2 separate regions of the Homo sapiens genome follow, and region 1 is linked to region 2. Evidence: read pairs that join two places in POLR2A ChIA-PET (ENCODE). Cell type or tissue: endothelial cell of umbilical vein. All regions are shown on one strand. Links, peaks and the distances in the headings refer to the core of each region. The heading gives the core; the rest is flanking DNA. Region 1 overlaps ENOSF1 (enolase superfamily member 1). Region 2 overlaps YES1 (YES proto-oncogene 1, Src family tyrosine kinase).

Region 1 (15,697 bases), core at 5,544-10,543, 84 kb before region 2:
CCAAACTCCTGGCCTCAAGTGATCCACCTGCTTCAGCCTCCCAAAGTGTTAGGATTATAGGCATGAGCCATATAATGCTAACACTTTTTTTTCTTGTATTTTTCGGTACAGATGGGGTTTTTCCATGTTGCCAGGCTGATCTTGTACTCCTGAGCTCCGGCAATCCACTCACCTAGGCATCCCAAAGTGCTAGGATTACAGGCATGAGCCACAGCATCTGGCCAGCCCAGAATCAATTTTTATCATAAGTTATTTGGATACAGATGACTTCATTAAAAAAAAAAAGCAGCATTAATTCATGTATAAATAGTGATCCTGGGTCAAGAACTCAAAATTTCTATTTTAACTTATGCAAAAAAGCCTCCAAAGCCTCATAAAAACATCTTACTGTGACTTTATGAAAATATTTTACACGTAAGAACTGGTTTATAAAAATACAAATCAGAAATGACTGATCCTTACATTTATCTCAGCTGAAGTTCCAACATTTCTTCAGTAATGGCCCCCTGACACCCTCCTACCTGAGGAGCTAGGAGGGGAGATTACATGATTGACACACCAGAGCACCAATGGGAAAACTGTTTGCTCAGGTACATCTGTGTTAGTAAGAAAGGATCCTTAACCCCAAACTTACTTAACTAGTTCTGCAGAATTAAAAAACGTAAAACTATTAGTCCCTTTGCTTATTTTTGTTTGAGCTCGCCTACTGCAAGACCACAGAAGTGTACTTCCTCTGACAATTAACTTTTTAAATTCCCAATGTTCTTTAATCTTGAAACGAGTTGTATTTAGCCCTGGACAAAGGCTACTGCTTCTTAGTGGTGTGAGAGGATATTTACCAAAGTCTTTTCCGGTCCAATCATGTCTCGGATGATTTGGCATCTTCGCATGTCATCCTGGAGATCAGCACCCACCTTTACTTTAAACCTAGAAAATGCATTTGGTTTGCTAGTTTAGACCTGTACCTGGACTTGGCAAGGGCATCTGGAGTTTCTGCAGAAGTGACCGTCTCTGTCAACAATTCACAGATATGTTTTTTAGTAACCTCTTGCTCTTTCCTCATCTTCAGATAAGTCACTTGAAATAAACCTGGGAACTTTATCTCTTCATTCAGTATCAGGGCAATGACTCTCAATTATCTGCTGACCTGGAGTTAAGGAGCTAGACAGGGAAGTCAGGTCTTTAATATAATTAACTCCGTTTTTGCCGGGCCATGAAAAGGAATTAAGAACAAAAAAGCCACAGTGAGAACTGAAGAGGAGAGCGGGGCTGAAAAGGGGTGCCGAGTAAGCCACACTGTGATAGACTGAATGGAAAGGGTCTGGTTTACAAAGGAGAGCTTTGTCTTGAATTAACTCAGTGAGAGGAAGGCCACAGGGATGGTCTGTCCCCTGCAGTGCAGGGGCCTGAGGTTCCGGGAGGGAAAGTGATGAGATCAGGTAACTAGGGAATAGCAGAGTGCGGCTGGAGCCTCCGTGCAGAGGTCTCCTTTACACCACATCCAGACACTTGTAGGGAGCTCCTTAATCTCTGTGGATGTCCAGCTGTTCTCTTGAGACATGGGCCTCTATGTCCACACCCTATGACTCTGCTGTCAGAAGAGTGTGTTGCTGGCCTCAGTGTGGGCACTGGCAGGTGGAGGAGGGGACACCACCACGGGGAGGCCAGCATCTGCCCCCTCGAACAGCAGCCTACCCTCCCTGTGCGCCTCCTTGGCTGAGGTCCCCCTGCTGCTTTGCAAAGAGCCCCAGCTTGCAGAGTGCCGCACATTCTCAGGCACCTGCTGTTCTCTTCTGTACCAGCTGGAGGCTTCAACTACATGATCCGTGATGCTCCAGAGAGGGTGGCTGGCCTTAGGCTCTGGGTGCCAGGCTTCCTGTGCTGGGAAGAGACCCTTTAAATCTCCCCACAGCCTTCTCTGACTCACCAGATACACTGCTGCAGCCTCCCCCGGGTATGCAGAGGGAGGGCAAACAGCACTTACAGCAGCTGCTCTGAATCCTGCCCTGTGCTGGTCCTTCTGAGATATGGCAACTTGGAGGAGGACCAAAGCTCATATTATTTCTACTGAGAGAAAATGAAGTTCAGAGAGGTTGAGTAATTGATCACACAGCAAGTACTTGCAGCGGATGAGGGGAAAAGGCAAGATGTGATTTCAGTTCTATCAGATGCCAACACCTCTTTCCGCGGCTTCATGCTGCCTCCTTCAAGTTCTCACTCCTCAAGCCTTTATTTAGCTGAGGCATTAACAAGAATTCAGTGCCTCTCCAACTTAAGAACGCATAGGAATCACTAGGGGATCTTGTTCCAATGCAGATTCCCAGGCAGCGGGTCTGGGGAGAGGCCCAGGCTGCATTTCTCACAAGCTCCCAGGTGATGCTGGAGCTCCTGCTCCACAGGACACACTGAGTAGCAGGAGGCTCAGAGACCAGAGTGGCTGCAAGTCAGATAGGAAGCCTGGTGACATGTCACAGGCAAAAAGTGCCACCGTGAGCTGTGCTGAGGGACACACAGTGACTGGGTCAAAAGAGATGATGGTCCCTCTGCATCCTGCCCTGTTTCAGGATGCAGGGTCATCAACCATCGAGGTTCATCCAGAGAAGGTCTTAGGATGGCCAGAGGTCTTTACCTGCACAGGCGAGAGTCAGAAGGGAGAAGTGCAGATGAGCAGTGTGGAAAGGAGGTGGCCTGGAGGGAGAGGAGGGCACTCAAGTGGAAGAGGAACAGCCTGGCTCTTGGGAACTGGGACCTCTGGCTGGAAATTACATGGAAGCAAAGGGTTGCTGATATTAAAGACCCACCTGGCTGGGTGCAGTGGCTCACGCCTATAATCCCAGCACTTTGGGAGGCTGAGGCAGGCGGATCACCTGAGGTCAGGAGTTCAGGACCAGCCTGATCAACATAGCGAAACCCTGTCTCTATTAAAAATACAAAAATTAGCCAGGTGTGGTGGCGGGTGTCTGTAATCCCAGCTGCTAGGGAGGCTGAGGCAGGAGAATGGCTTGAATCCGGGAGGTGGAGCTTGCACTGAGCCGAGATTGCGCCACTGCACTCCAGTCTGGGTGACGAGAGTGAAACTTCATCTCAAAAAAAAAAAAGAGAAGAAAAGACCCACCTAATACTCAAAGCCCTCAAAGAATGGAAAGTGCCTCACCAAGTTAAGCTCGCTGCCTCTGGAGATGTTCATGCAGAAACTGAATCAACGCTGTTACTGACAGTAAAGACTGGATTTCTACTCTAGGTTAGTGCCCGAAATAAACAATCTCCCAAGCCTCTTTCAACTCTGATGGCCTATAATTCTAATGAGGACTCACATCCTGCCTTTAGAGAAAGAGCCTGGCCTAAGGGGAAACTTCTCTTATGCATCCCTATGAGCCAGGGGGATCCTAGCCCGTGGGTGCCTTTTACTCCTTGGCTCCCTGCCAGGAGAGACTTACTGCCTGAGTCTCTCCTGCCGCCAACTGGGAAAGTCAGGTCCATCATCACACTCACCTGGTCCAGCCATCCTTCAGCGCCTGGGCACAGAGCTGTGGGAAAGGAGCACAGGGTCACACACTGGAGAGAGCCCCTTGGTCTGACCAGGAAGTCAGTCATTGCTGATCTGTTTCACAAGCATTACGGTTATAGCATAGACCAGAGTAACACCCATGTGTTGTTGAAATTAACAGCAGAAACAGCCTGGCTGACAGAGATCACTTTTTACTTGTAGGGTGACTTTCTTTCCTCATCTCTATGGGAACCATTTTTTTAATGGTCACAACCTTCCCGGAAGGGGAAGATAGCACTGATCTCTCTCTTTTTAAAGCTAGAATATTCTGTGGCATCCATAGAATGAGTGGATATAAGAGTAACATGCAGAAGCCAGCCTCTCTCTCCACTCTCTAGAAGTGGGCACAGTGTAAGGAGAAACAGTAATAAATCCACCATGTGCCGACTGCATGCCATGTGCCAGCCATGGTGCCTTGAGCATGACGCAACTTACAGCATGTATCTGAATCCTCAAAACCACCCCATGAAATAGGCATTACTTCTCAATCTCGCAGTGGGTCTACCGCTGGTGCTGCCCAGGAATCTTACCCTAGGCTGTCACCTTCCAGAGCCCAAGGTGACTCACTAAGTCACAGAGTCCTGCGGTCCACAAAATGAATGGCTTTGCATTTGCTTGTGTACTTTCAGAACGAGGGCTTGGATCCAAAATAATTTTTTTGTTGTTTTTTGAGACGGACTCTTGTTCTGTCACCCAGGTTGGAGGGCAGTGGCGTGATCTCGGCTCATTGCAACCCCTGCCTCCTGGGTTCAAGTGATTCTCCTGCCTCAGCCTCCTGAGTGGCTGGGACTACAGATACGCATTACCACGCCCAGATAATTTTTTGTATTTTTAGTAGAGACGGGGTTTCACCATGTTGGCCAGGCTGGTTTTGAACTTCTGACCTCAGGTGATCCACCCACCTCAGCCTCCCAAAATGCTAGGATTATAGGCGTGAGCCACTGCCCTCAGCCAAAATGATTTAGAGAGGTGAACAGGAAAGTATTAAATTTCTCCCAGAGAGGCTGGAATCAAAAGCCCATGTGACATAAGAAGGAATATATATTTTGTCTCTGCCCCCATCGCTGCCCCCCTATTTCCTAACACACAACACACAGCCCCTAAAACCCTTGGCATCTCCTGAGTGATAGGAGTGTCTTTTGTACGTGAACGAGAGAGCCCTGCTGAGGTCCCCTACGTAGCTTCAGGACGGGGCTGGGGACCAGAAAGACCTGAAAGGCATGATTGTGGGGTTGGAAACTTTAGCCTATTCCCAGATAGCTGGGGAGGCGAGGGGGCTGAAGGCTGAATTGATGGCCAATGGCCAAATAATGAATCACATCTAAATACTGAAGCCTCCATAAAACCCCCAAGGAACAGGGTTCAGAGAGCTTCCAGGTTGGTGAACACGTGGAGGTACTGGGAGTGTGGCTCACCTGGAGGGGACATGGAAGCTCTGTACCCCCTCCTCACACCTTGCCCTGTGTGTCTCTTCAGTTTGGCTGTTCTTAAGTTGCATCCTTTATAATAAATGAGTAAACATAAGTAGTGTTTCCCTGAATTCCGTGAGCCATTCCACCAAATGATTCAACTCAAAGCGGGGTTTGTGGGAACCTCTAATCTGAGGCAAAGCCAGTCAGAAGCACAGGTGACAACGTGGACTTGTGACTGGCATCTGCCATAGGGCAGTCCTGTAAGACTGAGCCCTTAACCTGTGGGGTCTGAGGCTAGTTCCAGGTATGTGCTGTCAGAATTGAGTAAAATAGCAGGACACCCAGTTGGTGTCCACAGAGAAGTGGAGAACTGGTTGGCGTGAGAAGGAAAACCACACACATCTGGTGTCAGAAGTGAGGTACTGAGAGTAGTGGTATGAGGACAGAAGGAAAAACAGGTTGGTTTCTCCCCATTCAGCTGTCTACAAAGCCAGGTTAAAATGCCCACCTGCTTCAACGTGTCATCTGAGTACCCCAGCCAGGCGCACGATGTCGTGTAAGCAGGGTATCCTTGTGCCAGCATTTGCTTCTCTGTGAAAACACAGCGCCGTCAACATTTTGCACTTTCCAGGGCCCTTCGGAATTGGAAGTGCCTGTAGCTAAGCTGTTTCCCCTGGAGAGTCCAGCTGTTCTCCTGATCCGGCCCTGCACACACACACCCAGCCACAAATTACTAGGATGTCAAACCCAGGTGATCAGGATACTCTCACGGACTGCCCTGCTCCCCCAGGGCTCTCCCTACAGTGTAATCCTAAAGCCAAACTTCCTTTCAGCAGTGGCTGAAGCAAACTCTGCAGTCAGAGGTCATACCCAGCAGGCTTCACCATGCAGACTTGAATGTTGATTTGAGGGCCTAGCTGCTCAGCACAGGGCATTTGGGAAGACAATGTGTACCCCAAAAGGACAGGGGCACTCAAAAGTGGACAATGTTAGCAAAAACAATGAAGAAAATTTTCTTACAACCCACCTCTTTCTTTTTTACCAATTTGACCTTTCTGCAGTATTTCTGGAAGAAATAAAAAGCATCACTCACTCTTTTAGGAAACAAAGCATGCCACTACTGTGTGTGCACGTCGTGTATCCCAGAAAGCTTCCAAACTCACCTAGGGCATCCTCCTCAGTCAGGACATCAGTGATGTACCTGAAATCTATGCAGGATACCAGCATCCTGGGATCCTGGCAACGTGACAGGAGGGGAAGAGGCCTGAATCAATTATAAGGTGGGTTATATTTTGTTTTTTAAAATTTATTATTCTTTTTTTAGAGACAAGGTCTCACTCTGTTGCCCAGGCTGGAGTGCAGTGATGCCATCATAGCTCACTGCAGCCTCAGTCTCCCTGGCTTATGTGATCCTCCTGCCTCAGCCTCCTGAGTAGCTGGGACTCCAGGTATGTGCCACTATGCCCGGCTAATTTATTTTTATTTTTGTAGAGATGGGGTCTCACTATGTTGACCAGGTTGATCTTGAGCTCCTGGCTTCAAGCAATCCTCCCTCCTTGGCCTCCCAAAGTGCTGGGATGACAGGGGTGGGTTATGTTTCTAAGAAGTTGCTTATGGTGATACATGGGGCTCATTCTTTCCTGGCAGGGACCTTTAGGGCTTTGTTAAATTGTTTGACTCTGTCATTCCTAAATGTAGAGTCCTTTAGAGGCTCCTCACTGCCCCTGACGAAGCCCTCAAACGCTCATGCTCTGATCCCTTGCCACCCGCCCCCACCCTGTTCTTTCCAGCTAAAATGACTTCCCGGAAGGAGGACCTGGCCCCAGGCAAACACTCAGCAGGAGCTCAGTGGGGAGATGAACGCCTGGCATCACTCTGTACATCAGCGCCACACCGCAGGGCTGTCCACGGTGAGCTATGAGGCTGGAGATGGTTCTGGAGCAGTGAACTGCAGAGGAAAGAAGGCTGCCCTACCCCTGGGCCACCAATCACTAGCAGTGTGACCTCCGGCAGCTTCTTCTCCTGCCAAATGGGGATGTTTGCTTCACTGACAGAAACACAGTGGGTGAACCGGGAGTGAGCGGCCCACTTGGCTGACCACTTACCAACATTTCGGCGGGGCCTCGTGCTGAGACCTCTCCCCACCCTGACGGAACAGTCAGTTGGAAAACAGCCAGTAGTTCCATTCCCACTAACATCTTATAGTGACCAATAATACTCTACCATAACTGTCGAAAATCCTAAAAACTCTTTCAACCCTGAGATTCTACTTCTAAGAGTTCTGGGCCAGGTTCGGTGGCTCACATCTGTAATCCCAGCACTTTGGGAGGCTGAGATGGGTGGATCACCTGAGGTCCGGAGTTCGAGCTCAGACTGACCAACATGGTGAAACCCCGTTTTCACTAAAAATACAAAAAATTAGCTGGGCATGGTGGCGGGTGCCTGTAATCCCAGCTACTCAGGAGGCTGAGACAGGAGAATCGCTTGAATCAGTTGCAGTGAGCTGAGATCATGCCACTGTACTGTAGCCTGGGCAACAAGAAGAAAACTCCGTCTAAAAAAAAAAAAAAGAAAGAAAGAAAAAAAGAAAAAAGAAAAGAGTACTGGCATTGAAAGGGAACAGGATCCAAAAATGGAGGGTCCACAGGTGGGACCTCAGGCACATTTCTGGTGGCCTGCAAATCATTCCCTTTTGGTGGCTACCTCCTCCATCCCCGTAAAACGCCAACCTTGAATCTAGAAGGGGGCTCAAGAGCTCTGTGTCCTTCCCCTACGGATGGCCCGGAAGCCACTCTCCATGTCAGAGACGATGTGACAGCCTCCTGTCTTCACTTTCCTCCGGAGGAGGAGCAGTCTCCTGCCCAACACTCTTCAAGGCCATGGTGTTCTTTGTTTTTCCTTAATTTTTTGCCAACTAATAACAAGGGCCTTCATTTGTGGATCACGAGGTTTTTAACCGCCACCCAGGTGTTGCACTGAGGCCACCGCAGCTCAGAGTGGGGAAGTCACATGCTCAAGGTCATGCAGCTGGTGAGCAGTGAAACCCGGACTCACAGCCAGCTCTGCATGGGGTCTGAAGCTCATTCCCCTTTAATTTGCCCAGTTTTTTCCTCCTCAGCATCCAGTTGTTCACCCCTGCTATGAAAAGGTCAAGGAGAAAGAAAACAGTCAAGTGCATAGCTTTAGAATTCAGTGTTGAGCTCCTTCCCTGCTGGAATTGTACAGTAGAGGCTACAATGGCCTGATCTTATTCTTGGTGTCAAAGTGACTGGATAGTATCTTTTCTTTTTTCTTTTTTTGAGACAGGGTCTTGCTCTGTCACCTGAGTGCAGTGGTGCAATTATAGCTCACTGCAGCCTGAAACTCCTGGGCTCAAGCCATCCTCCAGCCTTCCAAAGTATTGGGATTACAGGCTTGAGCCACCATGCCTGGCCTGGATAATATCTTCATAATATTATAACATCTGGCTTTTCAGAGTTTATGAGGTGCTTTTCTCATTGATCTTTAATTTTGTGAGGTTCCTAGAGAAGTTAGGATGATCCTCTTGTCATAGTCAGGCAATGGAGGCTCAGAGAACTGGCACCGTGTGTTACACATGCACAGTGGGGGAGGCAGGACCCCCTCACTGCTTCCCCTCATGCCACCCTGCCTGCATGAGCACAGCCATCTGTTACGTCAGATATCAGAAAAGGAATGTCATATTTTATTGGCTTTTTGCTTTATCATCGCTATAGTGATCAACAGATAGTCCTGAATATATTTACTGATCATCAAAAGGCATGTCATCAATGATATCCATTTCATTTACAGAAACAATTGTAACATTAACAATGCTACTCACCATGTCCACAAGTAACTTCCAGACAGGCTTGAAGTAAAAAAGAAAGGATTTGTAAGACATATGTGTAAAGTCCCCATTTTTTCCTGACAGTAAACGCGTTGGCAGCTCTAATGCTGGCTGTCAGCCACCAGGTCCCCACACCCCCCTCTACTGCTGCCTGCGCCTTCCGCCATCCTGTCTCCTCTTTCTCCTCCTCCTGCAGTTCCCTACCTACTGCCAAAACCTCTCAGAGGAGAAAAAAACACCAAAGCAATTATCTGTATTTCCTTTTGGGGGCTGCAGTGTGTCTGTCTTTCCTCTGTGCGTAGGGAAAGTCAGTGTCGTACAGCTCCCAGGAGCCTCCTGAGCGTTTGTGAGAGGGGTTACCTTTCCCTCCTGCTTGGCCCACAAGTCCCACACCGCGTTTAGGACGGCCGCTGTCGCCAGGTGCACCACGCCCTTTTCTGGACCAATCTGGTTAGGAAGCAAAGTACAAAAGCACTTTTTAGAAATGAAAAAGAGGGCTGGGTGTGATGGCTCATGCCTGTAAACCCAGGACTTTGGGACCAAGACCAGCCTGGCCAACATGGTGAAACCCCGTCTCTACTGAAAACAGAGAAATGAGCCAGGTGTGGTGGTTTGTGCCTGTAGTCCCTACTCAGGAGGCTGAGGCAAGAGGATCTCTCGAACCCAGAAGGCGGAGGTTGCAGTGAGCCAAGATCGCACCACTACACTCCAGCCTGGGCAACAGAGCAAGACTCTGTCTCAAAAAAAAAAAAAAAGAGAGAGAGAGAAAGATATTTAGGTCTTCCGTCCAGGGACACATCTCAAGAATTAAAAGGTAGCAATAGAAACCCACCTAAAGGTTAAGTTTAAAAAAAACAGTTGCTAACCTATTGAAGAGTTTTAAGAATAGCAGGAAAAACACCTGTGTTTTCCTCTCTTCTTTCTCTCTCTCTATATATATGTTAAGTATATGTATGTATATACATATGAACACACACACATATGTACTTCTTTTTTCTGAACCATTTGAATAAAGTTGCAAATATCATGCTCTCTTAACCCTAAATACATCAGTGTATAGTTCCTGAAAACAAGGATATTTTCTTACATAACCGTAGTACAATAATCACACTCAGGGAATATAACATTGATAGAATATTGCTGTCTAAAGGCCAGTCCATAATCAAATGTCACCAGTTTTTTCCAATAATGTATTTTATTTTACCCTAATCCATATCCCATCTGGGATCACGTATTACATTTAGTCGCCATGCCTCTTTAGTCTCTTTTTACCTGGAATAATTTTTCTTCTTCTTTTTTAAATGTTATTAGCATTTTAAAAGAGTACAGGCCACTTGATTTGTACAGCATTCCTCAATCTGGGCTGATCTGGAGTTCCTTCATGACTAGATTCAGGTAATACATTTTTTGGCATCAATACTACATAAGTGATTATGTCATTTTGTTTTATTATTAGGATTGTTAACTTTTACCACTTGGGTAACTTAGTGTCCATTTGCTTTCTCCACTGTGAAGTTACCATTTCATTTTCCAAGTAAGGAGGTTATTATTGTCCCAAAATTTGGGCATCCCTTGATGACTCTTGCCTCAATTAATTGTAGCTATGACAGTTATGGTGATTTTCTGATGTTATCATTCCTTTTATATTTATTAGATTTTAATCAGCTGTAATGGGCTTGACCTTGTTGTTTATTACCTCCTTAAAAATTTTTTATTTTATTATTTTTATTTTTAAAAAGTACAGACGGGGGTCTCAACTATGCTGCCCAGGCTGGTCTTGAACTCCTGGCCTTAAGTGATTCTCCTGCTTCAGCCCCAAGGTGCTGGGATTATAGGCGTGAGCTACTGTGCCCAGCTGATTGTTCATTATCTGAATGGACTCATGGATTTTATTCAATGGGTTATAAGCCATTACTATCATATTTATTTGGATGTTCAAATTGTCCCAGATTCAGCCAATGGGAACTTCTTCAAGGTGACATCTTTCAAGGTAAGTTTAATATTCTCTGTATAAAGTAAAAGATGAAATCCCAGGCACTATTGAAAGTACATTCTCTTGTGCCCTTCTCAGTGCATGGATGGGAGACTAAGCCGGGTTAGGAAAAGACAAAATCCAGTATCACGGGACAAAGGCAAAGGTCAGGGTATTGAATTCACCTTATTGTGTTGGAATCCTTTCTCCAGAGCCTAACTTTTTCATGCCTTGAATTTATAGTTCAAATACCAAACACATAAAAGGTACCATGGTCTTCCATCTTTTTAAATTTGCTCTTCTCTTAATGTTTTCTCTTTAATGACCTTCTTTTACATCTCTCTCTTTTTTTTTTTTTTTTTTTTGTTTTGAGACAGAGTCTCACTCTGTTGCCCAGGCTGGAGTGCAGTGGTGCGATCTCGGCTCACTGCAAGCTCCGCCTCCCAGGTTCACGCCGTTCTCCTGCCTCAGCCTCCTGAGTAACTGGGACTATAGGCGCCCGCCACCATGCCCGGCTAATTTTTTGTATTTTTAGTAGAGACGGGGTTTCACCATGTTAGCCAGGATGGTCTCGACCTCCTGACCTCGTGATCTGCCTGCCTTGGCCTCCCAAAGTGCTGGGATTACAGGAGTGAGCCACCGCGCCCGGCCTGACCTTCTCTTACATCTCTAACACTACTCACATTATTTCTCCATAAAGAGATTGCCCATTTAGTACTTTATCCTCTAGAGCACTTTCCAATTCAGGGAGGAGGAGATGAGGTCCTTAGAGAAGAGATAGCTCTTAGGACCCAAATCTCAGGACCTCATCTCCTTAGTAGAACATTTTATTCAGCTAAATTCAGTCTTGAGTCATTTAGATCATCAGTCTTACAGAAATGAGTTGTTTACCTCAAAATACTGATGATCTAAATGACTCAAGCCTGAATTTAACTGAATAAAATGTTTTACTTTAAAATTATAAACACATCTCTAGGATGGGCATGGTGGCTCACACCTGTAATCCCAGCACTTTGGGAGGCTGAGGAAGGCGGATCACTTGAGGTCAGGAGTTCGAGACCAGCCTGGCCAACGTGGTCAAACCCCATCTCTACTAAAATTACAAACATTAGCCAGGTGTGCTAGTGCATGCCTGTAGTCCCAGCTACTCAGGAGGCTGAAGCAGGAGAACTGTTTGAACCCAGGAGGCGGAGGTTGCAGTGAGCCAAGATTGCATCACTGCACTCCAACGTGGGTGACAGAGTGAGACTCCATCTCAAAAAATAAATAAATAAACAAATAAATAAACCCATCTCTATTTTCACATTCGTTGCACTCAAAGGACATCTCAGACCTTGGTAATATTACTTATGTAAGCATTTTACAAAATAGGTCCCTTACCCATCTGAGCTGCCCATCACTTGTGAGCTGCCTATAGAAGCCTCTGAAGTCACCAACAATGTCCTTGAGGTCCTTGTTGAGCACATGGTGGGCGAGGGCATTCACAGCACAGACAACTATTTAAAAAGGATTGAACTCTTGTTTATGCTTCTATACTAGGTCAAGAAATTAGCACCTGAAAACATCACAAACAAACAAATGTGAAAGTTTTATGAAAAAATTAAATCTAGGCCAGGCGCGGTGGCTCATGCCTGTAATCTCAACACTTTGGGAGGCCACGGCAGGAGGACCACTTGAGATGAGGAGCTCCAGACCAGTCTGGCCAAAATGGCAAAACCCTGTCTCTACTGAAAATACAAAAATTAGCAGGGCACAGTGGTGCGCACCTGTAATCCCAGCTACTCAGGAGGCTGAGGCAGGAGAATCGCTTGAACCCAGGAGGCAGAGGTTGCAGTGAGCCGAGATTGCACCACTGCACTCCAGCCTGGGCAACAAGAGTGAGACTCTATCTCAAAGGTATATTCTTTTTAAAATTGCATCAAATATGTTTTCTTTTCTTTTCTTTTCTTTTTTAGGCAGGGTCTCACTCTGTCACCCAGGCTTGAGTGCAGTGGCACTATCACGGCTCACCGCAACCTTGACCTCCCCGGCTCAGGTAATCCTCCCACCTCAGCTTCTCGAGAAGCTAGGATTACAGGCATGTGCCGCCACACCTGGTTAATTTTGGTATTTTTTGTAGAGACGCAGTTTCGACATGCTGCCCAGGCTGGTGTCAAATTACTGCGCTCAAGTGATCCACCCGCCTTGGCCTCCCAAAGTTCTGGGATTACAGGCATAAGCCACTGTGCCCAGCCCCATATGTTTTCTGTGGTTGTCATAAGAAATATCACACAAGTAGAACACGTGTTAATCCATATACTGAGCTAAACTTCCTGAGTAGAGAACACATTGTGATTGGCTGTCACATGAAAAACAGAATCATAGATTGACAAGTTTAAATATAAATGTTCCCAAATTATTTTCCTATTCACTTTGTAAAGTGTTTGAACAATCAGATTCAAAACCAAACCACACTAGTTCATGTTCCTAAGGAATAAGAAGGCTGACTTCATAGAATTTTTAAAAGGAGAAATGCCTTTTCATTATTGACAAGTATAGAAAATGCCTTGAATTCATAACATAAACTATTAAACATTAAATAAAATGAATTTGCAATTAGCATACTATTTATATGTAAAATGTTAAAATATATGAAAACACTGTCTTAACATGAAATTTCTTACTATTGACTTTCTTATGATATACTACATTTTTCATAAGTAATTTGAAGGTTAAATTTAATTTGGGTCGGCATTACCATCAATTATTTATTTTTGGTACCTTTAATTATTATTTTTTAGAGACAGGGTTTCACTCTGTCACCCAGCCTGGAGTGCAGTGGCGGGATCTAGGCTCATTGCAATCTCTGCGTCCTGGGCTCAAGTGATCCTTCCACCTCCGCCTCCTGAGTAGCTGAGACCACAGGCTTGAGCTGCCATGCCCAGCTAATTTCTTGTATTTTTGGTAGAGACAGGGTTTCACCATGCTTCCCAGGCTGGTCTCGAGCTCCTGAGCTCAAGTGATACACCTGCCTCGGCCACCAAAATTGCTGGGATTACAGGCCTGAGACACTGCACCCAGCACCTCACTGTAATCTTGAATGCCTAGCCTCAAGCAATCTTTTTGTCTCAGCCTCCTGAGTAGCTAGGACCTACACGCAACACCACACCAGCTAATTTTTAAATTTTTTGTAGTGACAAGGTCTTGCTATGTTGCATGGGGCAGTGGGTGGGGAGGTTCTGGAACTCTGGGCTCAAGCAATCCTCCCACCTCGGCCTCCTGAAGTGTTGGGATTACAGGTGTGAGCCACCATGTCCTGTGGTATTTTACTTTGAAAGGATTTCTTGGACCTGGCGCTCACTCCTGTAATGCCAGCACTTTGGGAGGCTGAGGTGGGTGGATCACTTGAGCTCAGGAATTTGAGACCAGCCTGGGCAGTGTGGCAAGACATCATCTCTACAAAAAATACAAAAATTAGCCGGTTGCGGTGGTGCGCCTGTGGTCCCCGCCTCTCGGGAGGCTGAGGTAGGAGGATCACTTGAGGTAGGAGGATCACTTTAGCTTTGGAGGCAGAGGTTGCAGTGAGCTGAGATTGTGCCACTGCACTCCAGCCTAGGTGACAGAGCTGGGCCCTGTCTCAAATAATAATAATAATAATAATAATAATATAAAGGCTTTCTTGGGTTATTTAAGATGATGAATAAGTAAAGTAACCCTTTGATCCTTTGCCAATTCTAGGAAACATTTAGCCTACGTTGTGTAAATGGACACAATAATTGAATCAAGCCATCAACTTAGCTTCAAAGAAAGGAATGTATTCCAAAACGTTTTGATTAATTTGTTTGGTGCTGCCGTGGATTCAATAGTAAAAGTTTTTAGTCATTTAATAGGACAGTTGTAGGGGTACAGTTTTACTGTCAATAAGATCTTGAGAAGGACAGTTTGAAAGTGGTGCCCCAGGCTGGGCGCGGTGGCTCACGTCTGTAATCCTAGCACTTTGGGAGGCCAAGGCCGGTGGATTGCCTGAGGTCAAGAGTTTGAGACCAGCTTGGCCAACATGGTGAAACCCCATCTCTACTAAAAATACAAAAATTAGCTGGGCATGGTGGCAGGTGCCTGTAATCCCAGCTACTTGGGAAGCGGAGGGAGGAGAATCACTTGAACCCAGGAGGTGGAGGTTGCAGTGAGCCAAGACCATGCCATTGCACTCCAGCCTGGGCAACAAGAGCGAAACTCCATCTCAAGAAAAAGAAAGAAAGTGATGCCCCAAGCTTTTAGCACATGCCTGGCTAAGGGTGAAACAGCTCTCGGATGATTGCACACTTTAGGTCAGATGTAGCATTTAGGGCTGAACCAGCCATTCCAGGTTCTCTAGGGCTTTTGTTAATGGGATACACAATCATTCTGGTTCAGACATTCATTCCCTAGAATTGTGAGAAGACAGAGTCCTCCTCACTTCTTGAAGGTTGATGCTCTTGAATTAAAGAAAATCTGAAGTAAGTCAGTGACTCACAGTGAGGTACGTTATTATCGACACCAAACCACCGTCTCAAGGATTTGATTGTTGCTATAAATCATTGACTGAAGCATACCTCTGGTTCATGTCACAATACCAAATGCACTTAACAAAAGCTAAGGATGATCTCATTTTTATGACTCTCAGAGTGCACAAGCAGCACTTATGTATTCATCTACAGTGTATGGATTTTTCTTGCTCAACAGGAGACTAGAATTTGTCGCATTCAATAGAAATTTGGGTTGTGAGGCCAGGCACGGTGGCTCATGCCTGTAATCCCAGCACTTTGGGAGGCTGAGGCGGGCGGATCACCTGAGGTCAGGAGTATGAGATCAACCTGATCAACATGGTGAAACCCTGTCTCTACTAAAAATACAAAAATTAGCTGGGTGTGGTGGCACATGCCTGTAATCCCAGCTACTTG
Region 2 (15,697 bases), core at 5,325-10,324:
TTGGGACCTTTGCATTCTTGAGATAAAACCCAATTGGTCATGGTATATTACCCTTTTATATATTCCTGAAAGCTAATATTTTGCTAAATATTTTTGTCTATGGTCAAGAACCACATTGTTCTTTAGTAGTATTTTCCTGTAATTTCTGTGTTTGCTTTTGGTATCAGGATGTTGGCCTCACAAAATGAATTGGGAAGTATTCTCTTCCTGTTCTTTTTTTTTTTTTGAGACGGAGTCTTGCTCTATCGCCCAGACTGGGAGTGCAGTGGCGTGATCCCGGCTCACTGCAACTGCAATCTCTGCCTCCTGGGTTCAAGGGATTCTCCTGCCTCAGCCTCCCAAGTAGCTGGCAGTACAGGCACGCGCCACCACACCCAGTTAATTTTTGTATTTTTAGTAGAGACAGGGTTTCACCATGTTAGCCAGGATTGTCTTGATCTCCTGACGTCGTGATCTGCCTGCCTCGGCCTCCCAAAGTGCTGGGATTACAGGTGCTGTGAGCCACTGCGCCCGGCCCTTTTATCTTTTTTTTTTTTTTTTTAAGAGTTTTTAAGATTGGTATTATTTCGTCCTTCAATGTGAGTGATCAACAAGGACTTTCCCCTCTAGCTAGTAAAACCTCAAATGCTTCCCAGCCCTCTGTGACCTCTGATGTCTGTCAGTTCACATCAATCTGGTTGCTCTTTGTCTGGCTTTACAGTTTTACTCCATGTATGTTCATTCTAGAATTCAGCAAAAAGTCAGAGACTTCTATGGATAGCATTAATTTTGACAAAGTGTCCTTCCTGCTGAACTTTGCCCTACAACTTCTTGCTGCCTCAGCTTCCATAAATTCTGATCTCTATCTCTTCATCTTGTTCTTTGCTCAAGATTCCCTGTCCCAGATCTACAATTTAGAATGTGCCCCAGGCAAAAAGCCAGGGTGGGTGGGTGCCTGTAAAGCTCACTTTGTTTGTTTCCCTTCTTTTAGGGATCACAGTCCTGCACTGCTGTTGTCCAAAGTCTAAAACCCATTGTTTCATTATTTTGTCCAGATTTTCAAGGTTTTTGTGTGTTTGTGGAGGTGTGGGGGTTGACAGATGGTAAACTCCATCATGGTCACTTGAAAATTCTGAAAAGTTGCCAGAGTGGTGGCTCATGCCTTTAATCCCAACACTTTGGAAGGCTGAGGTGGGAGAACAGCTTGAGGGCAGTGACTGTTAGGCAGTGACAGTAGGTACCACCGCACTCTGCTCTGGGCAATGAAGAGATATCCCATCTCAAAAAAAAAAAAAAATCTGAAAAGTTAAAACCTAGAAAAACATTTCATTCCCCGGTGTTAATAATCATTCAAGTGATGGCTGGGCATGGTGGCTCATGCCTGTAATTCCAGCACTTTGGGAGGCCCAGGCAGGCAGATCACTTGAGGTCTCAGGAGTTCAAGACCAGCCTGACCAACATGGCGAAACCTCGTCTCTACTAAAAATACAAAAATAAGCTGGGCATGGTGGTGCATGCCTGTAATCCCAGCTACCTGGGAAGCTGAGGCATGAGACTCATTTGAACCTAGGAGGCGGAGGTTGCAGTGAGCCAAGATTGCACCACTACACTACAGCCTGGGGAATAAGAGCAAAACTTTGTCTCAAAAAAAAAAAAAATTCATTTGAGTGCAGAGGGTATTATTTCTTAAATGAACTTGTGTTTAACTTTTTATTATAACAGATAAAATATTTATTCCTTAAAAATCACCTTCAAATAAATTAACATTTTAAGTGTTTTATTGTAATCTGTTAAACCACTCCGTGGCATTTTTCTTTTACATTTCAAGAAAGAAAACTTTTTTGTGATGGGGTTTCACTTTGTCACACAGGCTGGAGTGCAGTGGCGCGATCACGACTCACTGAAGCCTAGACCTCCCGGTCTCAAACTATCCTCCCACCTCAGCCTCTCTAGTAGCTGGGACCACAGGTGCAGGCCATGATGCCTGGCTAATTTTTGTACATTTTTGTAGAGATAGGGCTTTGTCATGTTGCCCAGGCTGGGCACAGGGATCCCCACACTTCGGCCTTCCCTGGGATTACAGGTGTGAGCTACCACACCTGGCCTGGAAGAAAAAATGTTAAAAAGTATTTCCTTATGTATCTGCTTGGTAAGTCTAAACATTTATACTCAGCTTAACGTTGGGCTCTTTTGGACTGAAGAAGGGATTTTATTGTAAAGATAAAAATGTTAATAAGGAAGAGGCAAGAATTTCACATAAAAATCAGAAATTACAAGACAGTCTGATCGTACACCACAAAAGCATGTTCAAGTTTTTTTTTTGACATGGAATTTCACTCTTGTTGCCCAGGCTGGAGTGCAATGCCACGATCTCGGCTCACGGCAACCTCTGCCTCCTGGGTTCAAGTGATGCTCCTGCCTCAGCCTCCCAAATAGCTGGGATTATAGGCATGCACCCACCACATCCAGCTAATTTTGTATTTTCAGTACAGACAGCGTTTCTCCATGTTGGTCAGGCTGGTCTCAAACTCCCAACCTCAAGTGATCCTCCCACTTCGGCCTCCCAAAGTGCTGGGATTACAGGCATGAGCCACCGCACCCGGCCTGCATGTTCAAGTTTGAATGCAGGTCTTGATACTAGGTAAACATTGCTTTGTTTTCCAGAACTTATCGCTTCCCTACCATAATGTGGATTAAGCATCTCTATTTCTTTTTTCTTTTTTTTTGAGATAGAGTCTCACTCTTGTCACCCAGGCTAGAGTGCAATGGTGCGATCTCGGCTCACTGCAACCTCCGCCTCCTGGGTTCAAGCAATTCTCCTGCCTCAGCCTCCTGAGTAGCTGGGATTACAGGCACACGCCACCATGCCCAGCTAATTTTGTATTTTTAGTAGAGACAGAGTTTCACCATGTTGGTCAGGCTGGTCTCAAACTCCTGACCTCAGGTGATCCACCTGCCTCGGCCTCTCAAAGTGCTGGGATTACAAGTATGAGGCACCACGCCCGGCCAGCATCTCTATTTCTGTATTTCTGATGTTTCTGGCTAACTACTTTACTCTCTACTGACATACCTATTCTCTACCTCATAATTTCTACTTACTCATAATTTTTATTCATTTGTGGTCTGCTCCAGGTTCCCTCTATCTTCCACAGCACTTTAATTGCCTGTTTCTGAGTTTGCATTTGCATGGCCAAGAGTAAAAGCAAAATAATATAAACTGCTATCTAACTGCACTAACCTGCTGACCAGTTATGGTTTGGCTATAGGCTGGTCCTATGGTTTCCTTAAGAGGCTGTGGACTAGAAGGTACTATGATGACTGGCCTCTTTAGCACAATCTCTTCTTAACATAAGGTCTCCTAGATTGATCTTGCTTTAATAGCTAGTAGAAATACACATTTTAGCAAAATGCACTGAAAGTAATAACTTTTCAAATTGAAACAAATTTCCACATTAGATTTTTCTTTAATAGAGATGAAGTCAAAAATCTGGAAGATTAATGTTTAATGCTGATCCAGCTCTACTAAGTCACCTGCCATTACCAGAGGGAGGAGTCAGGTCAGTACAGACAGCTTTACTTTGTTCCCTCCTCATACCTGAACTACTTTCATCTTCCTGGATAACGGGCAAGAGAAGGCAGAGTGGAACCAAAAGGGCTTTGCTGATGGGGCAAGTTCTCAGGAGCAGAGAAGTAAAACAGCCCCTTTCCTATTTCTTATATGGTTGTCTTGTCACCCCCTAAAAGAAGGTAAATCAGTGTATTCAAAAACTTGAACCATGACAGTCATGTTTCGATTCAAAATCCTGTACGAATTAAAAGGCTGGTAAGACAGTGAGGAAAGACAGACACCAAGAAATGCTACCAGGTATTTAAGATGGTCAGGCATTCTCTTCTCTTTTAAAACCTCTAGACTTTCATAATCCTGTCCATTGTATAATAACTTTCCTGCTTCTTTTCTTTCCACATAACCCACTTCTTTTAGCAAACTTTGTTCCAACTTTCCTATGTTTCTCGCATTCACTTAAAATACAATCTGATCCAATGCTGACTAATAAAAGAAAAAAATAAGAAAAAAACTGAGGTTCTCTCTCTCTCTTCCTTAAAACACTTTTCCCTTTTTTTTTTTGAGACGGAATCTTGCTCTGTCGCCCAGGCTAGAGTGCAGTGGTGTGATCTCGGCTCACTGCAACCTCCACCTCCTGGGTTTGAGCAATTCTCCTGCCTCAGCCTCCCGAGTAGCTGGAATTACATGCGCCCACCATCTTGCCCGGCTAATTTTTGTATTTTTCAGTAGAGACGGGGTTTCACCATCTTGGCCAGGCTGGTCTCAAACTCCTGACCTTGTGATCCACCCGCCTTGGCCTCCCAAAGTGCTGGGATTACGGGCTTAAGCCACGGCGCCTGGCCTTCCCATCTGCTTTGTAAGACATTACCCTCTTGGTTTCCCCCCGTCTTACTGGCTGCTCCTTCTCAGTCTCCTTTGCTAACTGTTCCTCATCTCCCTGACATCTACACACTGGACTGTTGCCGAAAAGACTTCTCCATTTACATTCATTCCTTTGGTGATATCACCCAGTCTTATATCTTTAAATACCACCTGCAAATTGATGATTACCAGGTTTGTATCTTTACGGACTTCTGGACTTCTCACTCCAACTCACTTTTAACTGTCTACGCAATACCTTCACTTGGACGTCTAAAAGGATTTCAAATTTAACATTTCCAAGAAACCTAATCTTCCTCCCCAAAGCAGCTCCTCCTGCAATCTTCCCCAACTCGATAAATGTTAACGCCATTCTTCTAGTTTTTCAGGCCCAAACTCTGAAGTCACCCTTATTACCTATTTCACACCCTTAAACTCCTCAGTAACCCCCCGGCCCTATTCTCAAAATACATTCAGTATCTGACAACTTCTCTCCACCTCCCACTGCTACCCTGGTCTAGGTCACATCACCTTTCACTAATTCAACAATACTGAATTATTCTAATAGCCTAACTGGTCTCCCAGTTCCTGCCATTGCACCTTTTACAGGCATGTCTCACAGCAGTAGTTTAACATCACTCCTCTGCCATAATCCACCCAAAGACTTCCAATTGCACTTAAAGTCAAAGCCAAAGTTCCTACTATGGCCTTCAAGATCCAATAACCTATTATGCAGCCTTCAACTCCTACTACTGTGCCCCAACTTGCCTCACTTCTGCTACACTGGCCTTCCTGCTCTCCTTCAAACAGACCAAGCATACTCCCAGCTTATTGTATGTATGGCAGAACAGTTAAGAGCATAGAGGTCAGAGACAGAGTGTCTGGGTGCAAAGTCTGAGTCCGTCACTTACTAGCTGGGTGAACTTCAACAAGTTACTCAACCTTTCTGTGTCCCAGTTTCCTTATCTGTAAAATATAAAAGTAAACCTCATAGAGTTGTGAAGATTAAATGAGTAAATATATACATATATAAAAAACACACCTAACATAGTGGCTGGTATTTGAAGCACGAATGTTTGCAACTGTGATCATTTTGATAATGGTGGCTCTCTTCCACAGCATGTAAATGTGGGCAAATTTAAAAAAAGTTATTGAAATATAGTACAAAGAAAAATAAATGTACAAGTGAATGAATTACATAAACTCAACACCAATGTACTCACCACCCAGACCAAGACACCCTGTCAGCACCCAAGAAGCCCATCTCATGCTATTAACCCTGCTCAGTTCCTCTTAACCATTACCTTGACTTCTAACATTACAGTTTAAGTTTTGCCTGCTTGTAAGGCTTCTCATAAATGGAATCACGGCCGGATGTAGTGGCTCACACCTGTAATACCAACACTTTGGAAAGCCAAAGCAGGAGGATTGTGTGAGCCCAGGAGTTTGAGACCACCCTGAGCAACATAATGAGACCTCATCTCTACAAAAAGTAAAAAAATTGGCTGAACATGGTGGCATACCCCTGTAGTCCCAGACACTTGGGAGGCTGAGGTTGGAGGATCGCTTGAGCCTGGGAGATAGAGGCTACAGTGAGCCGTGATTGTGCCACTGCACTCCAGCCTGGGTGACAGAGTGAGAACTTGCCTCAAATAAATTAAAAAAAAAAATAGAATCATATATAATGCATTATTTTGTATTTGACCTCTTTCACTTAACGATGCTTCTGAGACTCATCTCTATTATCAGGAACAGCTGTACTTTGTTTTCACTTCTGTGTAGCATTCTTTTATATGAATATACCATAGGTAAGGGATATGAATTGTTTCCAGTTTTTTTGCTATTAGAATAATGACAGCAATGAACATTCCCGAGCCCTCCTTGGTACGCATGTATGCATATTCTACTGGATGTAACCTTGCAATAGATTGCTGGGTCAAAGTGTTTGCACTGCTAAACAGTTTTCCAGAGTAGCTATAGCAGTTTATACTCTCACCAGCAAGCATGAGAATTACCATTGCTTTACATCATCAATACTTGGTATACTCGATCTTTTTTTTTTTTTGAGATGGAGTCTCCCTCTGTCGCCCAGGCTGGAGTGCAGTGATGCAATCTTGGCTCACTGCAACCTCTGCCTCTGGGGTTCAAGTGATTCTCGTGCCTCAGCCTCCCATGTAGCTGGGATTACAGGCTCATGCCACCACGCCTGGCCAATCTTTTAAAATGTATCTGTTTTGGTGGGTGTGTAGGAGTCTCTCACTGTGATTTTAATTTTATGTTCATAATTACTAATGAAGTGGCACCTTTACATATGTTTACCGGACATTATCTTTTGTGAAAGGTCTGTTCAAGACACTTATCCATTGTTCTATAGGGTTGTCTGTCCTTTTCTTATTGACTTGTAAGGCATTCTTTAATTTTCTGTGTATTGGAGGAGTAGGATTTAGTGCATTTACTCCTGTATCCCCAGAACCTAGAAGACAGTCTGAAACATAAAAAGCATTAATATTTTTTACATGAATGAATGCTTGCCTGGCTGTTTTCAGATCCTAATCATACCCGTTTCTACAATTCTGCCTCATAATCTGACAATATATGGTGATTCCTAACCTCCAATCCAACCCAAGGAGGTTCTAAAATGTTGACTGCCTAACAATCTTTATAAAGTAGAACTCTGTCTGTAACACTCCCTTGGATACACCTGTCAAGGGCTTCCTACAACCTACAAAATAAAACCTCAACCCTTAACCAGGCATTCCAGGTTAACTTCCCCAACTTACTTTTCTAATACGCTTTCCCTATCATCTACTAATCTTCCAAAACATGTATTTGTGGTTATGAAAAACAAAAAGGCCAATTAGACATTAACCACAAAAATCAGGGGGCAATTATTAATTTTTTTCATTCTTTTGCTCGAGAAATTATTTCTGAAGCAGAGGCAGCAGGATGTGCAAAAGCTCATAAACAAGAGGGAACAAAGTGGGGTTTTAAGTTGTAAGTAGTCTGGTGCTGGTGAAGTACAACATAGAAGAACAAGAAGGGGAGGAGGCTAAAACAGCAACAAGGAACAGAGCCTATGACTCAAGGATCTTCTATTTCCTTCTATTTAGCACTAATTGTTTTATATATGTATATAAAGACATTCATTTAATTTTGTTGGAAAAATAAACCACTGAATTGTAACTTGATTCTGATTAATTCTATTCAACAACCTGCCAGACATTTATATTCTTCCCTCCTCCAAAAAGCCAAGCCTAACAAAAATTCTAGAAATACTTGTAGGTTTTCCAACTATTTCCTAACTTATCAACTCCATAAGTCATATGAAAAATTTTCAACTTTATGTTAGGTGGTCATCTATCAGAATTACTTATATCAGGCCGGGTGCATTGGCTCACGCCTGTAATCCCAACACTTTGGGAGGCTGAGGCAGGCGGATCACTTGAGGTCAGAAGTTCAAGACCGGCCTGGCCAACATGCTGAAACCCTGTTTCTACTAAAAATACAAAAATCAGCCAGGCATGGTGGTGTGCGCCTGTAATCCCAGCTACTTGGGAGGCTGAGGCAGGAGCATTGCTCTAACCCAGGAGGCGGAGGTTGCAATGAGCTGAGATCACGCCATTACACTCCAGCCTGGACAACAGAGTGAGACTCTGGCTTAAAAAAAAAAAAAAAAAAAATTAAAAAAAGAATTACCTATATCAGAACATACTTTATAGCAGCATGTTTAGTAAAGCTATAACAAATTTGAAATAAGTTTATAATGTATCTGGCTCAATCATTAACAGTTAACACATTATTATGTTGTACACACACATTATGTTGTACAGTGTTACACTGTTAAAGTATTTTGCTTTAATACAATTTTACACTTTGACAGTGCTTTATGTCTTCAAAGCTCTTTGTTATTATTATTTAATTTGATCCCAAAATAATCCCAATATGTTACCAGGACAAGTAGGCATAATCTCTACATTTTACATTTGAAGAAACTGAAATGGAGAGAGGTTATTACATGCCTTGCTCAAGGACAGGGGGCTAAAAGTAGGCAAAACTAGGAACCAGGTCTTCTGACTTCTATACTGCATTCTTTCTACTACCCATACGATCTTCAGGGAAGCCTTGTGTATAGCATTCTTTGTTCATTGGTAAGTTATTAAATATTAGCCCTTTAGAAAATGTAACAAACATGATAACATTATTTACAGCCAAATCCACTGCTCAACCTATGGCACAATCTACTAACTTTGGAAACAGCACCCTGCCTGTCAGCATGACAATGTTGCCTTATTATTAGTAACAGTGACTAAAAATTTTCAAATGATTTAACACATTTCTGAACCTCTTAAAAAATTAAATGTACATTATTCCTATAAATGAACTCTAATAAGTTAACTAATTGTGACATTACATGCTCTATCTAGTTTGGAAGGAATAGCCCTAGTCTGGCATTTTGCCCAGATGGCTCCAATTTACATACAAGTTTTAAATCTTTAGGAAATCCTAGAAAAATAAATTTAGAGACTTAACTTCATAAAACATGAACAATTTCCATAGGTCACGGTGTTCTACAGGCCGTAGTCTATGATTTTTCTCTTTCATTTATAAATCCCCTCCCTTAAGCATAAAGCACAAAGGATAGGCAGGACCATAAAAGAGAAAACATAGGCAGAGAGAAGGAAGCAGCAGACTACTAAAGGGCATACACTTTGTCTTGTAAAAGCAAACAAAGAACTCCATTTTCCAAGAGTCGAAGGAGAAAAGAAATGTTAGCAATGGACAACTGATCTTGCAGGGGTCGGTAATGGTACCAATTTTTTACCATCTTTTTCTTTTTTCTGCCTTTTAGATATACAAACAATTGACCTTAAAGTAACCCAACTCCTTCTAAATTCCTGGAACCTCGTAGTTTCTTTAATGAAGTCTGATATAGGATCAGCCATGAGAAGAGCCTGATGTAAAGAATATGTAAGGAATTTTATGGATGGGGGCAGTGGCTGATCCCAGCAGTTTGGGAGGCTGAGGTGGGAGAATCACTTGAGTCCAGCAGTTCAGGACCAGCCTGGGCAACAAAAGGAGACCCCCGTCCCGGCAAAAAATTTTTTAAATCAGCCAAGCATGGTGGTACACACCTGTAGTCCTGGCTACTCAGAAGGCTGAGGTGGGAGGACAGCTTGAGCCTGGGAGGTCAAGGCTGCGGTAAGTTATGATCGCACCACTGCACTCCAGCCTCGGAGACAGAGTGAGACCCTGTCTCAAAAAAAAAAAAAAAAGAAAGAAAGAAATGTATAGAATAATTTTTTTTGTTATAGATTATAGTAACAAAAATAACTTACAAATTAAAGCCTCAAGATTTTTAAAAAATGTATTAAATTCAACACAGAACAGATCTGAATTATGCAGATCCCAGGTAACAGTTAATTACTTTCAGCCACCTTAGGCAATTATTAAAGGCAGTTTGTTGGCAGAAAGGCACCTATCAAGTACTATTATGTATCATTCCCTCTACAAATCCAGTCAACTCAAAAAATAAGCTGACCATATACCTATCTCAAGAATCTTTATTCTCTCAGATTTTCACACCTTACTTCCAGTCTTTTGTCAAGATTTTTGACCAGCAAATTACAGTAAACAATTAGATACCACTTTCAAGCCCTTATGTCAATTAAATGCTCCTCAGGCACTGCACGTACTCTTCTTTAATTGGGGTTTTAAACTTTAAAAACATCATCCACTTGTTTCTATAACAATGTATGTAGTCCTTTTTTTTTTTTTTTCTTAAATCTCTTTAAGAGAGACTAAAGAGGCTGGGTGCAGTGGCTCACGCCTGTAATCCCAGCACTTTGGGAGGCTGAGGAGGGTAGATTACCTGAGGTCAGGAGTTCGAAACCAGCCTGGCCAACATGGTGAAAGCTTGTCTCTACTAAAAATACAAAAATTAGCCAGGCGCTGTGGCACGCACCTGCTACTTGGGAGGATAAGGCAGGAGAATCACTTGAACCAGGGAGGTGGGGGTCACAGTTAGCCAAGATCATGCCACTGCCCTCTGCACTCCAGCTTGGGCGACAGAATGAGACTTTGTCTCCAAAACAAAAACAAAAACACAAACTTAATCTCCAGTGTGGCAGTATTGAAAGGGAGGCCTTTAAGAGGTGATTGGATCATGAGGACTCCACCCTTATTAATAAATTAATCCATGTATGGATTACTAAAGGATAAATGGATTCATGGGTCATCATGGGAGTACAACTGGTGGCTTTATAAGAGGAAGAGAGATCTTAGCTTAGCACAATAGCACACTCAGCCCCCTCACCATGTGATATCCTCCACCACCTAAGGATTCTGTAGACAAGAGTCCTACCAGCAAGAAAGCCCTTCTCATATGCCACCCCATGACCTTGGACTTCTCTGCCTCCAGATCTGTAAGAAATAAATTCCTTTTCTTTATAAATTAGCCAGTTTCAAGTATTCTGAAAATGGACTAAGATACCTTCCTGTGCCCTATATGGCCAATTGGTCACCAGGACCTGACCATACTGCCCTGTAATCTCTAGAATTCTTCCATTTCTCCCCCAACTACTTACTTGTTCTATAGGGTTGCCTATACTTCCCTTGAAACTTCCCTTGACTACTAATTATTTACGGTCTGGATTATTGCAAAAGCCTCTTTAACTGACTTCCATCCTTCTACAGTGTTAATTCTCCAATCCTTCCTGGCTATAATGTGAAAAATGTTTGTGTTCTCTAGAAAAGAAAGTCTAATTATGAGCCTTTGATGGTCCAGCCCCCTCTTTCTCCCAATATAAAGTCCAAACTCCTTAACATAAAATAGAAGACCTTGGCCAGGGGCGGTGGCTCACGCCTTCAATCCCAGCACTTTGGGGCCCGAGGTGGGTGGATCACCTGAGGTCAGGAGTTTGAAACCAGCCTGGCCAACATGGTGAAACCCCGTTTCTACTAAAAATACAAAAAATTAACTGGGAGTGGTGGCAGGCACCTATAATCCCAGCTACTCAGGAGGCTGAGGCAGAAGAATTGCTTGAACCTGGGAGATGGAGGTTGCAGTGAGCCGAGATCGCGCCATTGCACTGCAGCCTGGGGGACGAGAGTGAAACTCTGTCTCAAAAAAAAAAAAAAAAATAAGAGGGCCTTGTATGATTTGCTTAATTTACCTCTCTTGGCTCTTGATTTCTTTTAGATCCTCAAATGTACCATACTGTTTTCATAAACGCTTGGCACAACCTCCCTCTTTCCTTACGCTTGGCTTGTGACTACTCAACCTTCAGGTCTTAGCTTAAACGTTCAAGGAATCTTCCTTGATCTCCCATGTGCTCACACAGTACATTTTATTCCTGCCCCCACACCATTTATGACACTGAATTGTCACTGCCTGTTTATTTCTATCCTTCTCTGAGCTACAAACTTTGAGACAAGAAAAATTTCTCTCTTGTAGCTTAGCCTAGTGTTGGCTCATAGCTGATGCCCAATGAATATTTTTACAGATCATGAATACAAACTGACTTTGGAGTCAGACACACATTTCAATTCTGGTTCTGTCACTTATTAGCTACTGTGATCCTTGATCAAATTACTTTATCTTTCCTAAGACTGAATTTCCTTTTTTTTTTGGAGGAATAATACCTATCTTGCAAGGTTGTAAGAATTAACTGATATCATATGCAAAGCAATCATAGCACATACCCGAATGACAGCAGTGTTTGCCTTGGTTAAGACTTATGGCTTCAAGGACAGAATCTGACTAGAGGTAGCTTAAGCAAAAAGGGGATTTTTTATAAACATTATCGGAGTGCCTCATGGAATTCAGGGTCATAAGAGAAACTAGAACCAGCAACCCATGTTCTGGAAATTTGGTTCATTTCTTCTCTGTTTCTCCTGGTCTTTCCATCACTTCCCTTGCTTCCCCATTTTCTCTCCTCTCCCCAACTACCTGGTCCCTCTCTCCACCCCACTCCCATCTCTCCTTCACCACCTCCATGTGTTTTATCTTAGTCTCTCTTCATCTTTCATCTTTGCTACTATGCTCATGTGCTTCATTCTTCTCTCCTGTGGCACAATGGCCTTTTCGGCTCTTCATAAGGTAAAACATGGCTGGCAATAGTCCCAGAGTTAGTATTTTCATTTTAGAGCTAGGCTGAGGAACCATAAAATATCAATTCCTAATTCCTAAAGGACCCTGGCCCAGCTTGGATCAGCCGCCTCCCTCTGGGTCAGCCCTCTCCAGCCAAGAGGCAGGGTCACTGATGGAACATGGCAGATCCCACCTGAACCATGAGATGATAGGAAAGGTCCTAGAAAATGAGACAGTCTGGGCAATCAAAATACTTAGGGCTCACTACTCCATCTACTCAGTAAAGGCTATTAACATTTCAAGAGAATTGTTTTACTTAAGTGAATTAGCTGTAATAAAAATATATTATTAATTAGTCACAAGTTTAAAGTTACACATCTATGATTTTAAATCTTATATGAATGGGAAATGTGTGACATCAATATAAAACATGTAAAAAGGATTATTTTTTCTTTCTAATTTTAACTTTCTGAATTTTACATAGAGTCTCGTTCTGTCACCCAGGTTGGAGTGCAGCGGCACAATCTCGGCTCACTGCAACCTCCACCTCCTGGGTTCAAGTGATTCTTGTGCCTCAGGCTCCCAAGCACCTGGGATTACTGGTGTGCACCACCATGCCCGGCTAATTTTTGTATTTTTAGTAGAGACAGGGTTTCGCCATATTAGCCACTCCTAACCTGAAGTGATCCACCTGTCTTGGCCTCCCGAAGTGCTGCGATTACAGGCGTGAGCCATCACGCTCGGCTAACTTTCTGAATTTCTGATCTCAATAGCTAATGCTGCAAACAGACTACAAAGGTTAACTTTTTTTTTTTTAAGAAAAGTATGTAAAGATATCCTAAGAATATTTTTAAAAATTATATAGCCACTAGGTTTGGTGGCACATGTCTGTAAGTCCCAGCTACTCAGGAGGCCAAGGCAGAGGATCACTTGAGCCCAGGAATTTGAGTCTGCCTGGGCAAAATAGCTAGACCCCATCTCTTAAAAAATAAATAAATAAAACATTATACTGCATATTTTAGCTACAGACCCAAAGAGAAAGTTGAGAAAATATCTCAAATATACATTTAAAAACTCAAACTAGTACATCCTAAATGTCTTCTCAAAATCTTGTTCCAAACTGAACAGAAAACTCTTCTTGGTTATGTAGGGGAAACACACACACACACACACACACGGAAAAAATAATCACATAACCTATAGCTCTAAAGGAATTAATATGAATGCAATGTTATAACAAAATTGAATCTGAAAGCTCAATTGAGTTGAATTGGAAAAACCAGGAGAAAAAAGTGAGAAGTCTGTAAGCTCATAGCGTATCTGCTTCCCATTCCCTACCCCCAACAGATTTTTCTAAGCTTCTACATGTATCAATTTTTCTCTTTTTTTTTTTTTTTTGAAACAGAGTTTCACTCCTGTTGCCCAGGCTGGAGTGCAATGGTGCAATCTCAGCTCAATGCAACCTTGCATCCCAGGTTCAAGCAATTCTCCTGCTTCAGCCACCCAAGTAGCTGGGATTACAGGCGCTGCCACCATGCCCAGCTAATTTTTGTATTTTTAGTAGAAACGGGTTTCACCATGTTGGCCAGGCTAGTCTTGAACGCCTGACATCAGGTGATCCACCTGGCTCAGCCTCCCAAAGTGCTGGGATTACAGGTGTGAACCACCGCACCTAGCTCATTAATTTTTCATGTTATTAATATTTGTAACATGCAATAAACACTAAAAGCTTTTTTGTTTTGAGGATAATTAGAAAAATCCATTTCCTTACATTAAGCAAAACAGGCATAATACGACGGAATTTCCCCAAATTTCATACTGGCAAAAAAATATTCATTTTAACACACATGTTGTCATACATATGGCCAAACTTTTCTTGTAATTTTAAATGTCCATGGGACAGTTACTAAATAAAATGTCTAATTTATTCTCATATTTAAGAAGAATTAAGATGAATAATTATTGTTTTCATTACAAGTTTTCTATATGCTCACCATATTAAAATATAAATAATAAAGATGTATCTAAGTGTGTACATTGGATGCACTAACTGATTTAATCCAGGCAATAACCACTGAAGATATGTGTTGTTATTATCTCTGTTTTACAGATGAGGAAACTAAGGCTGGAGACGTTAAATAGGTTTTGGTTCTATGTCACAAAACTAGTAAGTGACAGAGCCAGAAGCTGAGAATGAACTCAGAATATTTCAGCTCAGTGTCTATTAATTATTGCTGCTACAACAAATTACCACAAATTTAGTGGCTTAAAACAATACAAACGTATTTATCTTACAGTTCAGAAGTCTGACGCCGGTGTCCCTGGACTAAAATCAAGGTGTCAGCAGGGCTGCATTTCCTTCTGGAGATTCAAAGACAAAATCAGTTCTTGCCCTTTCTAGCTTGTGGGGGCTGCCCACATTCCTTGGCTCACAGACTCCTTCCACCTTTAAGGCCTGGAATGTTGTCTCTTTCTGATGCTGCTTTGTTGTTACATTTCCTTGACTTTCCTGCTTTTCTCTTCCACTCTTAAAAACCATTGTTACTCTATTATGCCTACCTGGATAAGCCAGGATAAACTCTCTATTTCAAAATCAGTTTATCAGGAACTTTAACTCTACCTGCAACTGTAACTCCTCTTTACCATGTAACCTAATATATTCAAAGGTTCCGAGAATTCACAGAACATGGACATCTCTGGGGAGTCAAGATGCTGCCTACCACAGTACCCATGCTTATAATCAGTATACTACAACAATCATGCTCATGCTCAACTGTTAGGGTTCAGAGAGTCAGTATGCTTCCATACTAAGCAACATAACTGTTAAATTAGGAGGATCATGAGTGTCCAACCCTTTGAATGTGAGGACTATTTTGCTTATCTGTGGTGGCGGATATCACAAAAGTTATGCACAGACCTTTTTTTTTTTTTAACCTCATCAGCTATTGTTAGTTTTATTGTATTTTATGTGTGGCCCAAGATAATTCTTATTCCAATATGGCCCAGGGAAGCCAAAATGTTGGACACTGGTGGAAATTATTAACTCTCAAAGTAAAACCAAGTGATTGAGTCAATGGAGTTAACTCATCTATCTAAATAGGTCTTAAAAGGAAACAAGTCAATAAGAGATATCATCTTCCCCTTTCTTACCAAGCTTCTGAAGTATAATACTGAGTGTTAGGGGGGAGAAAGAGAAACAAGTAAAG

The links. ChIA-PET counts read pairs that join two places held together with the same protein. Peaks named below come from ENCODE experiments on the same cell type or tissue, not always from the same donor. Only the 100,000 strongest peaks of a DNase experiment are listed, where the experiment ranks them.
Region 1: POLR2A ChIA-PET joins it to region 2 with 5 read pairs; 6 of 35 experiments call an interaction of 5 or more read pairs at or near these places.

Annotation. Positions count from the first base shown.
Region 1 is chr18:685,082-700,778 of GRCh38, forward strand. ENOSF1 (enolase superfamily member 1) reads right to left here. Exons shown (of 16, transcript NM_017512.7): 3 at 12,159-12,274; 4 at 9,167-9,253; 5 at 8,801-8,827; 6 at 6,123-6,195; 7 at 5,987-6,025; 8 at 5,468-5,550; 9 at 3,493-3,527; 10 at 840-927. Among named protein-coding and RNA genes, the nearest start is that of ENOSF1, 20 kb to the right of the region's middle. RefSeq lists an enhancer at 1,053-1,641 and a silencer at 12,531-12,663. In endothelial cell of umbilical vein, for the core only: no CTCF peak of the experiment used is centred there; no DNase peak of the experiment used is centred there.
Region 2 is chr18:769,745-785,441 of GRCh38, forward strand. The region is part of intron 1 of YES1 (YES proto-oncogene 1, Src family tyrosine kinase); the gene reads right to left. Among named protein-coding and RNA genes, the nearest start is that of YES1, 35 kb to the right of the region's middle. In endothelial cell of umbilical vein, for the core only: no CTCF peak of the experiment used is centred there; DNase peaks (open chromatin) are centred at 7,457 and 8,917; H3K27ac peaks cover 2,768 bases.